2 separate regions of the Homo sapiens genome follow, and region 2 is linked to region 1. A link is a loop called in an ENCODE intact Hi-C map of the cell type or tissue named here. Cell type or tissue: testis. All regions are shown on one strand. Links, peaks and the distances in the headings refer to the core of each region. The heading gives the core; the rest is flanking DNA.

What was found. Peaks named below come from ENCODE experiments on the same cell type or tissue, not always from the same donor. Only the 100,000 strongest peaks of a DNase experiment are listed, where the experiment ranks them.
Region 2: it touches region 1 in a loop (2.1-fold over the local background); 8 of 110 quality-filtered maps call a loop at or near these places.

Annotation. Positions count from the first base shown.
Region 1 is chr1:25,775,419-25,784,350 of GRCh38, forward strand. MAN1C1 (mannosidase alpha class 1C member 1) reads left to right here. Exons shown (of 12, transcript NM_020379.4): 9 at 2,687-2,906; 10 at 5,522-5,694; 11 at 7,167-7,282; 12 at 8,245-8,932. The coding sequence ends at 8,371. Among named protein-coding and RNA genes, the nearest start is that of SELENON, 20 kb to the right of the region's middle. RefSeq lists enhancers at 4,554-5,176, 5,177-5,799, 8,304-8,926. In testis, for the core only: no CTCF peak of the experiment used is centred there; a DNase peak (open chromatin) is centred at 5,283.
Region 2 is chr1:25,516,582-25,525,513 of GRCh38, forward strand. No RefSeq gene overlaps it. Among named protein-coding and RNA genes, the nearest start is that of LDLRAP1, 23 kb to the right of the region's middle. RefSeq lists enhancers at 1,272-1,919, 2,088-2,682. In testis, for the core only: a CTCF peak has its summit at 4,064 (motif pointing left); DNase peaks (open chromatin) are centred at 1,620 and 4,080; H3K4me3 peaks cover 1,053 bases.

The sequences.
Region 1 (8,932 bases), core at 500-8,499:
CCTGACAGGAGAGAAAAAAGGAAAAAACAGACCCAGGAGTGAGCGAGTGTTCCTTGAGCATCTTCTGTGTGTCGGGCACTGGCTGGAGGCTGCTGCTGGTGGCTTCTGCTGTCACACGGCACTCAGAGTCTGAGAGAGAGACAGATATACAACAGAAACAGATGCCAAGTAGGAATGGCACCATGTAGAAGGGTGACAGGGGCCCATAGGTAATGGCAGTGGCAGTGCTGGTTTAAATTGGGGCATTCTCTCCAAGGAAGTGACATTCTGGAGGAGGTGGGGTTAGCAGAGTCAGGGCTGGAGCATGCAGGAAGGAGGCGCAGCACCAGCTAAGCCCCGAAGCAGGAAGAAAAATGCAGCTTTCAAGAATGTCACCTTTGCAGAGAGATTTTCCCTGACCTCCCTCTGCAAAGTACAGCACTGCCCCCACCCCAGTTTTTTTTGTTTTGTTTTGTTTTCTTGGGTTTTTTGTTTGTTTGTTTTTTTATGACAGAGTCTCACTCTATTGCCCAGAGTGGAGTGCAGTGGTGCAATCTTGGCTCACCGCAACTTCTGCCTCCTGGATTCAAGTGATTCTCCCACCTCAGCCTCCCAAGTAGCTGGGACTACAGGTATGCACTACCGTGCCTGGCTAATTCTTATATTTTTAGTAGAGATGGGTTTTTGCCATGTTGCCCAGGCTGGTTTCAAACTACTGGGCTCAAATGATCCATCTGCCTCAGCCTCCCAAAGTGCTGGGATTACAGGCGTGAGCCACTGCGTCCAGCCCCTCCCCGCATACCCCTGCATTTTTTAATCTCATCCTCTCACTTTGTTTTATTCAAAATGCTGATCACAAATTGTACCTCTCAGCCAGTTGTGGTGGCTCACGCCTGTAATCCCAACATTTTGGGAGGCCGAGGTGGGTGGATCCCCTGAGGTCAGGAGTTCAAGACCAGCCTGGCCAACATGGTGAAACCCCATCTCTACTAAAAATACAAAAATTAGCCGGGGGTGGTGGCACACGCCTATAATTACCCAGCTACTTGGGAGGCTGAGGCACGAGAATGGTTTAAACTTGGGAGGCGGAGGTTGCAGTGAGCCAAGATCATGCCACTGCACTTCAGCCTGGGTGACAGAGTAAGACTGTGTCTCAAAACAAAACGAATTGCACCTCTCATATATATTTGGTTTTGTTGGGAATTCTCTGCACTAATGGGTGAGCTCCCTGAGGCAGAGTCCAGGCTCCTCTCCAGCACACCTGTAGCCCCAGTACCTAGCACAGCGCTGACACCAAGGAAATATTACATGGCTGCCGAGATATTGTAAGCCAGGAGGGTACCTGAGTGAAAAAAGGCCAGTGTAGGTGAGGTAGGGTGTGAGGAGGGAGGGGCAGGAGACAGACTAGAGTGGAATCATAGGGGTCAGTAATTAGTGGGGACTCGCTCTGTGCTGGGAAATAGGCCAAGTCCTGCAGGCATATCTCATTTAATTCTCACAACCCTATGAGGCAGTTAATGCTCTTATCCCCAGTTTACACGTTAGGAAACTGAGGCACAGAGAGAACATACAACCTGCCCAGTGTCACACAGCGTGGAACTGGTGGAGATGAAATTTGAACCTGATGAGTCTGTGCCCCAGAGCCATGTCCATAGAATCAGGTCCACCCTCAAGGTCCAGATCGTGGAGTCTTGGAGGCCCCTCTGGTGTTTTCACATAAGGGCACTTGGAAACCACTGAAGGTTCTAAGCAGGCAGATGATATGATCCGGTTTGTTAATTGCAGAGTACAGAGACCCCCTGGAGAGTAGATTGGAGGGGTGAAAGTGGAGGCAGAGGCCTGGAAGGGCCCCAGAGGACCCCAGCCATGGGCCAGGCCCCACCAGCCCATGGAGTCTGGCCTCGAGACTGTGTGAGCAGCTTCCTCCCTCCCCTTGGTCCCCAGGGCTCCTGGGGTGAGAGCAGTCTGACCCCCTCACGCCCCCGACATCCCAGAGTCTTTACAACAGCATCACCTCCCTTCCCACCAAAAGGCATGGCCATCAGGTAGTGGAAGAAGCAGAGCTCTGGACATTGTGGGGTCTTGTTTCTAGGCTGGTGTGGCTGGGTGGCCTGGGACAAGCTGCCACACCTCCCATTTGTCTGTGTAGGGCGCGGCAGCCCAGGTGCCTGGCTTGCTGTAGGCATTAAATGAGGAAACGTGTGACAAGATACTCCTAGAGAACAGCTCTTAATTTTCTGCAGGTTCTTTTTGAGAAACTGGTAAGAATAGATGGACACTCTTCCCATAAAGATGCACATCCACCAGAAAGTGTTGGGTACAGTTTTAAGGGCCTGGACCCCTGAAGCCCATCCACAGGCCAGCTGGGCTTCTGGTTAAGATCAAACAGAGGACATAATGGAGGAGGAGGATCACCTTAAAATATTTTTTAACGTTTTTTAAAACATGGAAGATTTTAAAGGCTGTGTAAGAGACTTGCCCTGGGGAGCTGCCCTGTGTCTGAGCCTCCCAGCGAATAGCAGCCCCTCCTGTGCCCTGGCAGGCATCTTGACCAGCAGAGATCAATGGGCCTCCTTTGCCTGGGATGGAGGGCTTGGCAGAGCTGCCCTTGCTACTGTCTCCAAAATGTTCATTTTCCATCCTTTCCCCCCCTTCTCTGTGCCCTCCCACGCCCCTTCTCCCTGCCCAATCCCCACCTTGCTCCCAGGCGATAGAGACCTACTTGCTGAATGTCTCTCCCGGGGGGCTGACCTACATTGCCGAGTGGCGAGGGGGGATTCTGGACCACAAGATGGGGCACCTGGCCTGTTTCTCCGGGGGCATGATCGCCCTTGGCGCCGAGGATGCCAAGGAAGAAAAGAGGGCCCACTACCGAGAGCTCGCAGCCCAGATCACCAAGACGTGTCACGAGTCATACGCCCGCTCAGGTAACCCTGCAAGGGGAAGGGGCAGCAGGAGAGACTGAGGCTAGACACCAGGAAGAACTGGAAAGACCGGCAGCAGTGAGCGAAGGGAGCACATGGCCTTAGGGAAGCCTCCCCTTGGAAGTTAAGTAGAATTTGAGAGAGGTACTCTCCAGGCTCCGAGACCATACCCTGAATGAAAGGGAAACTAGTACAGACACAGGAAGCGCTTTGCATGTACCTGGTACTCTTCCGCACTTGACACAACATCACTGAACCTCACCACACAGATGAGGAAACTGAGGCTCAGAGATTACTTGGCCAAGGTCCCTTGAGAGGGGCACAGAGTAAAGGATCCTCCAGCCCCGGAGGCAGAAACGGCGGCTTCCTGAGCCCGGCACATGTCCCACCCTGAGTCTCCTACTTTCAAATGTGCCTCTGCCTTTCCCCCGGCACCCTCCTTAGAGGGGGTTTCACCGCCTCCTGCTCCCACCTGTTTAGTCGCCCTCTTTGACCCATGATCACCGGAAAGCCTGAGAGCTTGGTCCTCCCCACCCACCACTCACCACTGAATTGTCCGATGCTAGAATCAGAGGTCACATTTGAGAGCCTGAGCCTGGCTCCTCATTCTACACAGAGAAGTGGAGTCAGCCCAGAGAGGGGAAGTGACTTAGCCAAAGTCACACTGCACATGAGGAATTGATCCTGGGCTGGAACCCAGGCCTTCTGATGCCTGGTTCCACCCCGTGCGCAAACTGCACCCCTCAGAAAAATCCCCAGCCCCCGTGTGGTCCCAGGAGACGCCCACCGCTCTGAGTGGTAATCCCAGTGTTGGTTGGAGGGGACGACCCAAGATTTGCAGTAAAAATCCCAGGCTCAAGCAGCGCTTGACAAAATGACTGTTTTCTGATGGCCAGGAGCCGCTACACCATTTGAAAAGATTAGAGAGGCCAGATGGGCAGCCTCTGTTTTCTTATCTGTTCGATGGGAATCATGACACAGGTCTCAGAGTGAGGCACAGGGTCCCATGAGAAAGTACCTTGGCAGCCACCTTTGGCCAGCAGCACTGCAGGCACTTGCTGACCGCCCATCATGATGTGTCTGTGCCCGCCCCAGCTGAATGGGGTCTCCTGGAGCTGTTTCCAGGAAGTCAGAGATTCGCAATGGGTCTTTAAAACTGGTTGTCCATTCTCTTCAAAGAGCTTGCTCTGCCAGGGCCATAAACAAATAAGAAATCTCAGGACTAATAAAAGGCTCGCTATTTGTCTGAGACAATCAGCCCAGACCATAAAAGACAGCCGCTTAATAAAGCATATTGTTCTAGCCAGCCTCGGCTTGTCCTGTGGACGCCTGTAGCAGTGGCTCCTGCCTTCACCCCACTAGCGACTTGGCAAAATGACTGTTTTCTGATGGCCAGGAGCCGCTACACCATTTGAAAAGGTTAGAGAGGCTAGGGTCTAGCTAATTCCTCTTCCCTGAAGCCCTCCATGGAAGAGCAGGAAGTCCTGCAAACCTCTAACCCCTGCCTCTAAAGTAAAAGCAACCTAGGGCCTCTCAGGGTTTTGAACCCTGGTAGTAGGGAAGAGGGCTCACATTAGGAATGGAGCTGGGGACTTGGGTGACCTGGACAGGAGGGACAGGCATTAAAGGGAGAAGGATCTGGCCCTCATACCCTACATGTTGGGCCTATGAGGGTTAGACCCAGGAGGGAAAGAGCACCGCCCTAGGAGAGGCATCAGACACATCCAGGGTCAAGTCCCAACTCAGCCACAACTCGCTGTGTTACCTTGGGCAAATTACTTAGCCTCTCTGATCCTCAGTTTCCACATGCGTGAGAGGGATAGTAGCAATTACCTTACTAAAGAAACATTTTTTAAGGATAGAAATAGTGTATTAAAGCACCCAGCACGGCCTTTGAAATCATAAATAGTGGCTACAGAGGTGGTTATAATTATGGCCATATGACAAGAATGACAGCAAATTGCCTCAAAACCAAACAGTGACAATGACAGAACCCAGGCTCCCTCAGGCCCTCCTTCCTCAGCTCCCTCTGTGGGAGTAGGTGCATTCCTGGGCAATCTTCCCTCCATCTCTACCTCAGCTGTTCCCAAACTCTCGAAGTTTGTTCTGGGAGGTGTTAAAAGCAGTTTTCTAAGACAAAGGGTCCCAAGGAGAAGCCTCATTTCACATTAGCATATTAAAGGATCTGATAAATCCTGCAGATGGGAGACTTATTTTGTTTAACCCTCGGTTCCCCAGATGTGTTGAAACCCGAAACCCTCTTGGCTGAGGTCTGGCTAACCTCTTGCAGAGCTATTGCCTCAAAGTACACAGTTGTGGAACCCCGCCCAAACCTTCACCTACCCAGACTGCTGAGTAGCTCATTTGGACTCTCAGAGTCCAAAGCTGCTCACATTTCCAGTCCCCGAGGGTCTTGTTCTGTCCAGCCCAGGCCAAGAGGGAAGCTGTGCATCTGCCCGGTGCAGCCTTACACAGCAGTCCAGGCAGGGGCACCCCACACCCACACACACCTGACATCACCCTGGCCGCGGGTTCAAGGCAACTGACATCTCTCCTGGATCCCGAAAAGCAGGAGGTGGGAGGTCTGACCTGGGCCCTCTGCTTGGCTGTTTCCCCAGACACCAAACTTGGGCCTGAGGCCTTCTGGTTTAACTCCGGCAGAGAGGCCGTGGCCACCCAGCTGAGCGAGAGCTACTACATCCTCCGGCCAGAGGTGGTGGAGAGCTACATGTACCTGTGGCGACAGACCCACAACCCCATCTACAGGGAGTGGGGCTGGGAGGTGGTGCTGGTGAGTGGGCCCCAGGGATGGGCAGCAAGGTGCTAGATGCCCCTGAGAATTTACAGGCTGGGTGCTAGGTGCCCTGGCTTGGGCCTGGAGTGGAAGGCCAAGCCACGTTGACCTCTGACCACAGTTCAGAGTGCAAAGGGTCAAGGTGGTGGTTACAGAGCCAAGAGTCCCCAGCTGGGCAAAGTTGTCCTGAGACAGGACAGGCCAGACTTGTGAAGAGGGTTCTGAGTGCCCATATCCTTGGGGCCTGGGACCAGGCCTCAGCAAACTTAGAGGGTCAGAGGCTAGGCAGCTGCCTAGAGCACCACGCAGGCACCACGCGGCCACCGCTGTCCCAACAGACGCTTTCCTGATCTCGAAGCTGGGCAGCTCACCTCCACCTCCCTCCTCTTCCCACAGGCAGCCCAGCCTGAGGGACCCCCCCACCCTAGTCTCTACTGGCCCTTGAGGCCTACCCTGCCCTCAGCCTCCGGCCCCACACCTAGGTGGAAATTTAATGGCTGTCTTGGGGGAGGTGTCAAAGGCAGGTGTGGGGATTCCAGCAGGTTCCCTGGTGGATGCTGAGCCTTCTCTGCCCCTATCTCCCCCACCACCCCCGTGCCCATTCCGAGCATTGCACTCAGACGGGGTCCAGGGCATGCTCAGGTTTACTGGCCCTGTTAAGTCCACCTGCTTCCCCAGGACCATTGTTCTTGGCCTTCAAAGGCCAAGCGTCTTGTGCTCCTATGCCCAGTCCATAGACCCCCTCCGTGGGTAGAAATTGTATTTATCAGCCTATAGGCAACACGGCAAAACCCCATCTATACAGAAAAATACAAAAATTATCCAGGCATGGTGACGCACGCCTATAGTCCCAGCTGCTTGAGGGGCTGAGGCAAGAGGATTGCTCGAACTGCAGAGGTTGAAGCTGCAGAGTGAGCTCTGATCGCCCCACTGCCCTCCAGCCTGGGCGACAAAATGAGACCTTGTCTCAAGAAAAAAAAATGCATTTATATAGAAAGATGAATGGCTTGGCTCACTTGCCTCCAGCCCAGGGGCCATCTCTCCTGAGAATCCCTGGAGTACCAAGTCCGTCCCCAAATCCCAGCCCATGGCCATCACCCGTGGCTTCTCTTCACCTCTGCCTACCACTGTGGGTGAATCTGTAAGACCAGCCTAGTCCCCTGAAACACAAAGAGAAGCTTCCTCTAAGTTCAAACCAGGTGAAGAGCTCAGGACAGGCAGCCCATCGGGCCAGAGCTCTCAGAGGTGTGGGTGGAAGGAGTGTGGCCCCTCCAGCCTGGGGACAGGTGGCTAAACCCCGAAAGAATAATTTGACCTTCTGTTCCCACAAATGCCAGGAGTCCCCAGCCAAGGGGTGGGGGTGCTGTCTGCTTTCTTCTAGCTCCAGCCTGCCAGGCATGCACAAGTCTTGAGGGGCCTTTCCTGTCCCGTGTTAAGGCTGTTTTCCTCCTCCTCTTCCCCTTCCTCAGGCCTTGGAGAAATACTGTCGGACAGAAGCCGGTTTCTCTGGGATCCAAGACGTGTACAGTAGCACCCCCAACCACGACAACAAGCAGCAGAGCTTCTTTCTAGCGGAGACACTAAAGTGAGCAGTGTGGGCTCTTCCTAGGGATGGACAGGTGGGAGGTTGAGGGTAGGGGTCCGCAGTCCCTCCCCTCCACAGTCAGGTTCTGTGGTCACAGGACGGGAGCCCAAAAGGGGTGAAGGGCTTGGGATCCAGAGGGCTGCACCCCAGGTGTGAGCCTTGGGCCAGGCCGCTTTCTCGGAGAGTGAGACTGGGCTAGAATCCAAGTTCCCTAGGGACGCACCGTGTGATACCGCAGGTTCCTTCAGTTTCTCGCTTATCTCCCCAGGTTGCTTCCGTTCTGGGAACCGCGTCCTCGTGTGTAAAATGGGATAGGGTTAACGATGATGATGTCAGTGCTGGTTGCTGGCATTGACTTTCCCTCCTGTGGCCTCTGCAGTGTGGCTGCTGTGCCCTCCTCGATTTCATGCCATGGAAGTTGGCCATCCCACTTCCTCACTGTTCCCCAAAGCAAGCCCCTTGTGCTTTAACCCTTTAGGGTGGGTCAGAATGATCAGTTCCTTCCAGTGAGGAAAAAACCCACAACCTGGAAGCTGGAGTTCTAGAGTCACAACCCCATGTTCTTCTCAGTGCCCCAATGTGTACTCTGAATATAGAGTCTTAGTGGGCAGCAGCGGGGCACGTGAGAGTCAACTGGACTGCAGCAGCCCTCAGGCACCCCTGCAGAGAATCTGGACCATAAGGGCTCACATACAGGGCCGGGCAGGTGAAGCTGGCTGATGGCAGAGCCAGGGTAAACTAAGTCCTTCTGACCCCAAAGCTCAAGGCTTTTCTCTGCAGCCACAGCCTCCTTCCCCAGGACTAGCACCCCCACCCTGCTGCCCACAGTTTTGGGGTTGCAAGGCTCCAGACCTTGACCATAGGCCTATCACAAAGGCCCTGAGACTTGTTCCCAGGCCCACCCTTCTTCCCCAGGCCACTGACAGACTGTGTCTTGCTTCCCTGCCCTGCGTGGGGCACAGGTATCTCTATCTTCTGTTCTCTGAAGATGACTTGCTCTCCCTGGAAGACTGGGTGTTCAACACCGAGGCCCACCCACTCCCGGTGAACCACTCAGACAGCTCCGGCAGAGCCTGGGGCAGACACTGACCCCATCTCCTGCCGCCGCCCTGGGGCCGCCGCAGGGATGCCTTGCCTTTTCAGGATTTGAGACTGTTCTCAAAGGGATTGGGAACGAAGGCCCCATCTCGGGCAGACCCCCAGCAGATGTGTCGGACAAGCAACTTCTTTTCCTCTGTGAGGAGACAAGACTTGGAGACTCAGCGATGTCAGGCCAGGGCCATGGCCACACTGGCCCACACATTCCTTTCTACAGAGAATTTCTATGAAGCCCACTCACTTGCCATTCCAGGGCCAAAGGACCGGAGGTTTGCATATCCGCCCCTTGTATTTGATTTGCTTCCTTTTGGTTTCTTGGTTTTTGTTTTTGCTTGATTTTGTCTTTTCTCTACAGTTTAGTTTTGTCACAATTACACATATAGTTTTCAAAATCATGCACTTTCTAAAATGGTGTCATCCTGAAAAACAAAACCCAGTGTTTGCACACACACAAAATCTTGACCCCGTTATCTATATTTTAAATGCTTTTTGCCCAACACTGACCCTATGTTCAACTTTGTGTCATTTACCTTATAATTTGAGGAGGGGTTT
Region 2 (8,932 bases), core at 227-8,226, 260 kb before region 1:
AGGAAGTCAGGACCCCCTGGATGTCACCCCCTCCCAATGTGCTGTATTATCTTGTGGGCAGGAAACACTGAGGCTCTGAGGTAGGGGCTGAAGGAGCTATGACAAAGAGGTCACTCTGGGGAGTCCCTAATGCTACCCTTGAATAGCCTCTTCCCCCCACTGCACCCCAGTTTTTGCTCCTGATGTTGGCCACGCAGCTGCCCCATTCCGTTAGAGTGCTGTCTCCACAGCTGCTGACACCTGTCTTCCCCAGCTGTCCAGGAAGGCATCTGAACCTGAGTGACCACTTGCAGCTGCCATGACCAACACCCAACACCCAACACCCACTCTGGGAGGCCTCACCCTCCAAGGCTTGTACCAGGGCCTTATGTGGCTGACACTCAGCCTGGCTGTAAGGAAGGGGTCTCTGTCCAGCTCTGTCCCCGTGGCCTGGAAGCTCTCTGGAGGAGACCCTGAATCCCAATCTTTCCCTGCCACCTCCACCTTCTCTTCTGTACCCCAAGCTGAGATGGTATCACCAAGGGTTAGGGTTAGGGTTAGGATCTTTTGGTTGCAAGCAACAGAAAACCAAATCAAATGGGATTTAAGCAAAGGAAGTTAATTGGCTCATATCACTGAAAACTCCAGAGGGTACAGCTGGCTTCAGGAAGGGTGGACAAAGGGGCTCAGGTGTCACCATCAGACCTGTTTTCTCCCCGGTCTTGCCTCAGCTATGTCTCCTTTGAGTGTTGGCTTCATTGTCACTCTCTACCTGGTGGCAAGAAGGTACTGGCAGCCTCTAGTTCTACAGCCAGGTTCCCTCCAATGGTAAACAAGCAAAAGTCCTAAGAGCCACTCAGACTGACTCTGCCTGGCTCTGGCCACCCCTGAACCAGTCACTGTGGAACATGACACAGACTATGGCTGGGACTGGACTTGGGCACCCTATACCCAAGAAAAAACTGGGACACTCTTACCGCAATGGTAAGCAGGTGCTGGACACGAAAAACAGGAGATGCTGCTGACACCTGGGGGAGGCCTGTCCCCACCCACTCAGAGACACGCCCCCTGCCACCGATCCAGGGAAGTGCGCAGCAGGTCAGCCTTTGGCTGCCGTCAGTCGGCCAGTCTCCCACATCTCTGGGACTCCTCTTGCCACGTCGCAGCTGGGAGAGGCCTAGGGAGAGGGGCTGTGTGCACGGATTGGCAGTGGGAGAGAGATGTAGGCCAATCAGAATATCACGCGGGTTGGAAAGGGGGCTACTGTGCGCGAGGTGCCTTCTCGTGCCCTGCCTCAGTGGGACCCTCACCTTAGCTCCGTGCAGGTGAGGAGGCTGGGCCTGGGCCAAGCTCTCACAGCTACAGGGTGCTGGGTGGAAGGGGGCCTCCTGCACTCGGAGCTCTTGGCTTGTCTCCACCCAGCAGCTCCCTTGAGGAAGGTGGGGAAGGTCGCAGCTTTGTGCAAAGGGAGCGAGTACACAATGTGGCCGCCTCCTCTTTTCCATCCCATCACCTCTCATTTCACCAACCTGCCTGAGGCTGCAATCAACACTCCCCGCGTGTGGGGGCGGAGCCAACCCACGAGGCCATGCTTCAGGCCCCTGATTGGTTCAGGAGTAGCGCTTGACCTAATGAGGCGCTACCAATGGGATGCAAAGAGACGTTCCCTGGCCTTCTGCCAGAGCGGTTTCCCTGTTCTCCCAACAAACAAACATACCTGGACCACGTGGCGCGAGGATATTAAGTTTAAGATGGTGGCAGCAGTTTTTGAGACCTTGCAGAGAGAGCTGCTGAAAGCTGCTGGGGGCGCAGCCTCTCAGGTTGTACACGAGGTGCTGAGGTTTTTTGTTTTTAATTTATGTATTTATATGTATTTATTGAGACGGAGTCTTCCTCTGTCGCCCAGGCTGGAATGCAATGGCGCCATCTCGGCTCACTGCAACCTCCGCCTCCAGGGTTCAAGTGATTCTCCTGCCTCAGCCTCCTGAGTAGCTGGGATTACAGGCTCCCACCACCACGCCTGGCTAATTTTTGTATTTTTAGTAGAGACGTGGTTTCACCATGTCAGCCAGGCTGGTCTCAAACTCCTGACCTCACACGATTCACCTGCCTCAGCCTCCCAAAGTGCTGGGATTACAGTGTTTTTTTATTTTTATTTTGTTTATTTTTATTTTTTTAAGACAGAGTCTCAGTCTGTCTCCCAGGCTGGAGTGCAGTGGCGCGATCTCGGCTCACTGCAACCTCTGCTGCCTGGGTTCAAGCAATTCTCCTGCCTTAGCCTCCCGAGTAGCTGGGATTACAGGCACCTGCCAGCACACCCAGCTAATTTTTGTATTTTTAGTAGAGACGGGGTTTCACCATCTTGGCCAGGCTGGTCTTGAACTCCTGACCTCGTGATCCACCTGCCTCGGCCTCCCAAAGTGCTGGGATTACAGTCGTGAGCCACCGCGCCTGGCCCGTTTTTTATTTTTTTAGGGTCAGAGTCTCGCTCTGTCACCTTTCAGGCTGGAGGGTGGTGGCATGATCATAGCTCACTGTAGTCTTCAACTCCAGGGCTCAAGCCATCCACTCATCTCAGCTTCCTGAGTAGTTAGGACTACAGGCATGGACCACCACGACTGGCTAATTTTTAACTTTTTTATTTTTGGAGAGCCAGAGTTTCGCTATGTTATCCAGGCTGGTCTCATAACTCCTGAGCTCAAGTGATCCCCTTGCCTCGGCCTCCCAAAGCACTGCTAGGCGTGAGCTACCAGGCCTGGCCCAAGGCACTGAGGTTTGGACTCAGGCTGCCTCCTGCCTCAGCCAGAGTGATGAGCACTCATCCCTTCTGTGTGCTCACCCACCACAGGCCTAGCAGGGACATCTAACTGCAGTAAACTTGTCCTGAATAAATGAACAGCAGGATGAGTGATGCCTGCCCTCAACTTCCTCTCCCAAATGAGCTACTGAACTGGACTTGGGTCCCCTTCAGTTGCTCCCTCCCCCATCTCAAATGTCTCTCAGCCTCAGTCCCCTCATCTGCATAATGTGCATAATAATGGTATCCTAGAATTGTTGTGGAAACTAGAGTTAATATATGTCTGGGACATAGTAGGTACATAGCAAATGCCAATTATTATTATTATTATTATTATTGGTATTATTTCTCTCCAGGAACTTTAGTTTCCTCAGCTGTGAAATAGCAATTCATTTATTCATTCAACCAACTGCTGATCATCGCCCATGTGCCGGCCATTGTGGTTAAGACCTAGAACAGTAGCAGATGAATGAGTCATGGTCTCTGCTTGGAGGGACTAACCTTCTGGTGTGGCGGACAGTCATGTTAAAACCCAGGCCTGGCACAGTGGCTCATGCCTGTATTCCCAGCACTTTGGGAGGCTGAGGCAGGCAGATCTCTTGAGATCAGGAGTTCGAGACCAGCCTGGCCAAGATGGTGAAACCCCGTCTCTACTAAAAATACAAAAATTAGCCGGGCATGGTGGTGTGCGCCAGTAGTCTTAGCTACTTGGGAGGCTGAGGCACGAGAATCACTTGAACACGGAGGTGGAGGTTGCAATGAGCCGAGAGCCGAGATAACCCACTGCACTCCAGCCTGGGCAACAGAGCAAGACTCCGTCTCAAAAAAAAAAAAAAAAACGGAATTAAAACCCAGTGGGAGGAGAGCCACAATATATGTAAAGTCTATGTAGAAGTTAGGCAGCCTAGGGGTGGTGGGCAGCTATCTCCAGAATTGGGCTAATTGAGGGGAAGGATGAGAGCTGACTGTGTCCCTTGCTCTTTCTGGCTTCTCGAGTTGGCATGAAAACTTTTGGGGTGGGCTTCACTGGCTGTTGACTAGGACCATACAGACAGATCACCAGAAAGCCCAGGCTTAGGGTAGGTAGATGAAAGTTAAGGATCAGGGAAGAATGAACCAAACTATATCTCAGGCATTTTCCCCTAAAATGTTACCTTAGTTTTTAAGAATCAAGTGAAATAATATATAAATCTAATTCTTTAAAGACTTTTATCCTTTTGAAAAATGAGTGCAATTTATTTTAATAGAGGTGAATCTGTGATATGAGTAGCCACATTACACCGCCACCTGGTGGCAGCATACTAAAGTCACAGGTTTGTTTTCCTTTGAGACCAAGGGTACACCACAAACTCAGTTGTTTTTGGACGTGAGCAAAGATACCAAAGCCATTTTCCCCTTTCCCCTTCTCCCCAACCCTCTACTAAAACCCACTTCCATGGTTGGAGCTCCCAAGCTTCCAGCATTTTTGATTCAGCCACACCTGCTCCAGTTTCCAGCAGAGAAGCCAGCCTAGTTTTCCTCCCCATCTCCTGCCTCAGGCCCATCCTGCCCTCCAACTCTACATCAGAGCTAAACTCCCCAAGCCCTCGGCTCAGGCCCCAAGGGGAATGTGGATCAGGGAGAGAACCCTGCCCGAGGGTAAAGGTTAAGAGTGCAGATGCTACATGCACTGATGTGGGTTTGAATCTCCAGCTGACCACTTATTGGCTGTGGTCTCTCTACATCTCTAAGGCCTCTCTGAGCTTCACTTTCCCCATCTGGAAAAAGTGGGATGCAGTCTGGATTTCTTTTTCTTTTCTTTTTTTGAGATGGAATTTCACTCTTGTCACCCAGGCTAGAGTACAATCTTGGCTCACTGCAACCTCCACCACCCAGGTTCAAGCGATTCTCCTGCCTCAGCCCCCCGAGTAGCTGGAACTATAGTCATGTGCCACCACACCTGGCTAATTTTTGTGTTTTTAGTAGCGACAGGGTTTCACCACGTTGGCCAGGCTGGTCTCGAACTCCTGACCTCAGGTGTTCCACCTGCCTCGGCCTCCCAAAGTGCTGGGATTACAGCGTGAGCTACCATCCCCAGCCTGGATTTTTTTTTTTTTTTTTTTGAGACATTTTCACTCTGTCACCCAGCCTCTTTCTCCTCTGCTCAAGCAATCCTCCTGCCTCAGCCTCCCAAGTAGCTGAGACTACAGGCACATACCACCATGCCTGGCTAATTTGTTTTTTGTTTTAGAGATGGGGTCTCACTATGTTGCCCAGGCAGCTCTCCAACTCCTGGGCTCAAGAGATGCTCCTGCCTCAGCCTCCCAAAATGCTGGGATTATAGGCATGAGCCACTGCACTCAGCCCTAACAGAGATTTCTTCTTCTTTCTGTTACACGTCCTTCTACTCTTCTTTCTACAAGAACTGGCGTGGGTGGAGACCAAGAAATGCTGGGGAGGAGAGGAATGGAGAAGATCATGAGAAGCAGAATGCCCCTTCACTGCTCTTCCACCCTTTGCCGGAAATGTCTAAGGCCTGTCCTGTAGGACCTCCCTCTCAGGCTCCTCTCCCCATCCCAACCTCTCCAGTTCCCTCCGCCAAAGTTCCTCTGAGCCTGGTCCCCAACACCCTGGGTCATCTGAGAACCCACTTCGCATTGAATGGGCCATGACTGCCTCCCACCCACCCTGACCTCCCCACTCCACCCCCAGCTTGGGGCATTTGCACTGTGTTCCAGGCATTCTGGAAGGGGAGAAGTTTTGGAGCTGGGCTTCCTCAAACTTGGCAATCACTGGAGCTCTGTCCTAAAGCTTAGGAAATCAGCTTTCCACCCAATGGTGATGCTGTCTGGATCTTGTGTGGCCTTGGTCAAGTCACACACTCTCCCTTGAGCCCTGAATTCCCCATCCCGATATAGACCAGCTCTGACAGCATGGCTGCTGGGCCTGCCGAAGGGGTGGGCAGGGTGGGCAGGTCCTCTCCCCCCACCCACTTTCTCCTTGGAGAACCCCAGGATCCTGCTCAGAGGAGGAAGCAGTGCTCCCCCTAGGGAAGCGGATCCCAGGGGACTCCAGAATCCTCCCCCACACTCTGCGGGCAGCCAGCACTAAGTGCTGTATTAATTATTACCAGCCTCCCCTGGGAAGCAAATTCAAAGTGAGGTCACCATGGTAACCCAGACACTGCAATGTGACCAAATTTTTAAAGTGCTCAACATGTTCCAGGCAAATTACCTATCGATGGAAGAGAAAAGAATGAGGCTTCAATCCCACAGTTCAGTGGCCTTAGGAAGAAAAGCCCAGAAGCTCCCATGGGGCCTGGAACCTTTCTACAAAGGAGTGAGGCGGGGACAGGGATGGGAGATCAGAGCCCCACCTCGAGAGAGCAGAGCAGAGATGGAAATGACATCCAGGGTCCTGAATGATCTCTTATGGGTGGGCATGAGGCCTGGCCAGAGAGCCAGAGGGCCTGGGTCCTAGGACCAGCTCTGCCACCATTTAGCTCTGCAGCCCCAGGCCAGTCCCTTGCCCTCTCTGAGCCTCCAGTAAAGCCTCACCCAGAAGTATTTCTTAAAGGACCAGAGAGATGAACCATAGTGAGTTATTAACCTCATATATGAGGGTACGGGGTGGTAAGAAGAAGGGTGAGGGGTTTTTGCGAATCAGGCTTCTAAGGCAGAGACCTAGATTCAAATCCCACTTCTGCCATCCAGCAGCTGTGTGACCTTGGGTCAGAGACTTCACCCCTCTGAGTTGGCTTCCTTACCTGTAAGAGGGGGGCCAATCACAGTCCCACCGCCTCTGGGTGGTTATGAAGTTTAAATCAGATAATCCATGAAAAGCACTCGGCACAGCACCCTGGACAGAGTAGGGCCCCCTGTCATCATCTCTGCTGCCAATTAATAAGTGTCCCACGTGCCAGGCTCTAAGCTGAGCATGATGAACATGATCCATCACCAAATCCTCGCCACATCCTTCCCATGAGGCGGGTGCCATTGTTACTCCACTTTACAGGTGTGGAAATGGAAAGTAAAGCTAGCAGGGCGAGGCAACTCACCAAAGCACACAGATACCCATGGTGGGGGCCTGGATCCTGACCCAGGACCTTCTTCCTCCAGAACTCAGGCCCCTAACCATTCACCTGAGTGAAATGAGATGTGTATTGAGTGCCCAACACAAATGCGTGGCACATTGTTGGTACTCACTAATAGTGGCCACTCACTGGCACATTCAGGGTTCACGTCATAGCCACCGTTTTGCCCCGATCCCCGTCTTCTGGCACTTGGGAACCTGGATCTGGTGGATTCAGCACTTGCATGGCTCAGGCAGTGATGAGGGAATTAAAGGCAGGGACCCACCCCTTCTTCCTGAGCAAGGGTCCCCTCTTCAGGCCACGGCCCAAAGGTGCATCACACTAGCCTTGTCGCCTCCTCTCACTGTCCCTGGGGCACTGGCTACCCTCACACTGCGGAGACACAGATACCCAGCAGTTGTCTCTGACCTCATCCCACCCAAGCTACTCTCTGGCCTTGCGTAGCCCCCGCCCACCCTTTCCTCCTGGGTCAGCCCCACCCCTTCCACCCCACCGTAACCCCCTGGCCAGCCCAGGCAGGACTGGCTTTCCTGGGACAGAATGAGGTCAGGCCTTCTGAGTGATAGATGGTTTTAATAACCAGCCATTCTTACTACCAGCCCATTTGCTCTTCACTGTTCCAGGCCCCACGTAGGGGCTAGAGTCAGCCCAACCAGTCAGGGAGAGCATCAGAGGGGCAGGGACCACCTGCCCAGCCAGCTCAAGGTCCTCCGGGGACCCAGAGCCACTCAAAGCTGAGCCCATGGGAAATAGCCAGCCCAGTGCTAGCCCTTCTGCTTGACAGTGGGATGACCTCAGCAAATCACTGCTCTTCTCTGAGCCTCAGTTTCTCCATCTGTAAAGTGGAGTACATGGGTCCCGCTACCTGCGGGGTCACTGCAGGGACGGAGCACGTGTGGCCTCACTGTGTAAATTTCAGTAGCATTAAGAGGCAATTCTGGTTATTGATCATCTTGGCTGCTGCTGGGTTGGGGTCCTCCAAAAGCTGACCCGGAGACAAGGATGAGAGAGCAGGTAGTTCCCTTGGGCAGTGACCCCAAGAAGCAAGGTGGGAAGTGGGGAAATGAGGCAGGACCAGTTCAGGCTGTGCTGGCGAACTGGCTATGGCCAGGGACGCTGGGGCTCAACCCTGCTGGAGTCCACTGGGAACTGGACAGGATGTGCCTCGGATTGTCCTAATCAAGGGCTGAGAAAGCTGGGGCATTTATCCACCAATTCCCACCCACCTCTGGTTGAGGACTGCTCTGAAAGACAGCAGCTCCCCTGCCCTTCCGACATCCTCTGTAAGGAGGCTGGACCTGCCTCACGGCCAGAGAAGGTCCCCAGAGAGTCCCAGGGACTTGGAGTAGGAGGTGCCACGTGCACAGGAACAATGCTGAAGTGATTAAGGCAGCAATCCCCATACGTGATCCTACTTATCCTCGCATCAACCTTATGAGGGAGGTACTATTAGATCCACTTTGCAGATGAGGAACCTGAGGCGGAAAGAAGTGACATACACTTGCCCGAGGCCACACGGCTCAGAAGGAGCAGGATTAGACACGGCTCCTGGATCTTTGCTCTTTTCACTGCCTCCCACATAGGCAGGATCTCTCCTCGTGTGGGTTGCAGTCAGCAGTGTGCTGATAAATGGTTAACGAAGGGAGGAAAAAAGCCCTGACTTGGGTGTTTGCTAATCGCCGTGGTGTAAATACTCCCACCACGGCCAATTTTAAGCTACCAAAGCAATGTCACTGAACACAGAGCTGGGCAAAGATGCTCACAGTTGGCTCTCATGAGCCAGTATGAGCTGGCTCTAGCACCCCACTAGTTGGAACATATTTGATCTCAACTCCTACCCAGCATAGCCCTCTGTGCCAATCAGGCTGAATTTCTCTCTAGGGTGCAAACACATCACACCTGTTCCTACTCCCACCCCTTTGCTCCTGCTATTTCTTCCCTCTGGAATACGCTTTTCCTTCTCTCCATGTATCCAAATCTTACTCGCCTCTTTAGAGCCTGCTACGGTCCCACTTCTTCCAGACTGTATTAGTCAGGATGAGTACCACTAGCTGCTATAATGAACAGCCCCATAATCTCAGTGA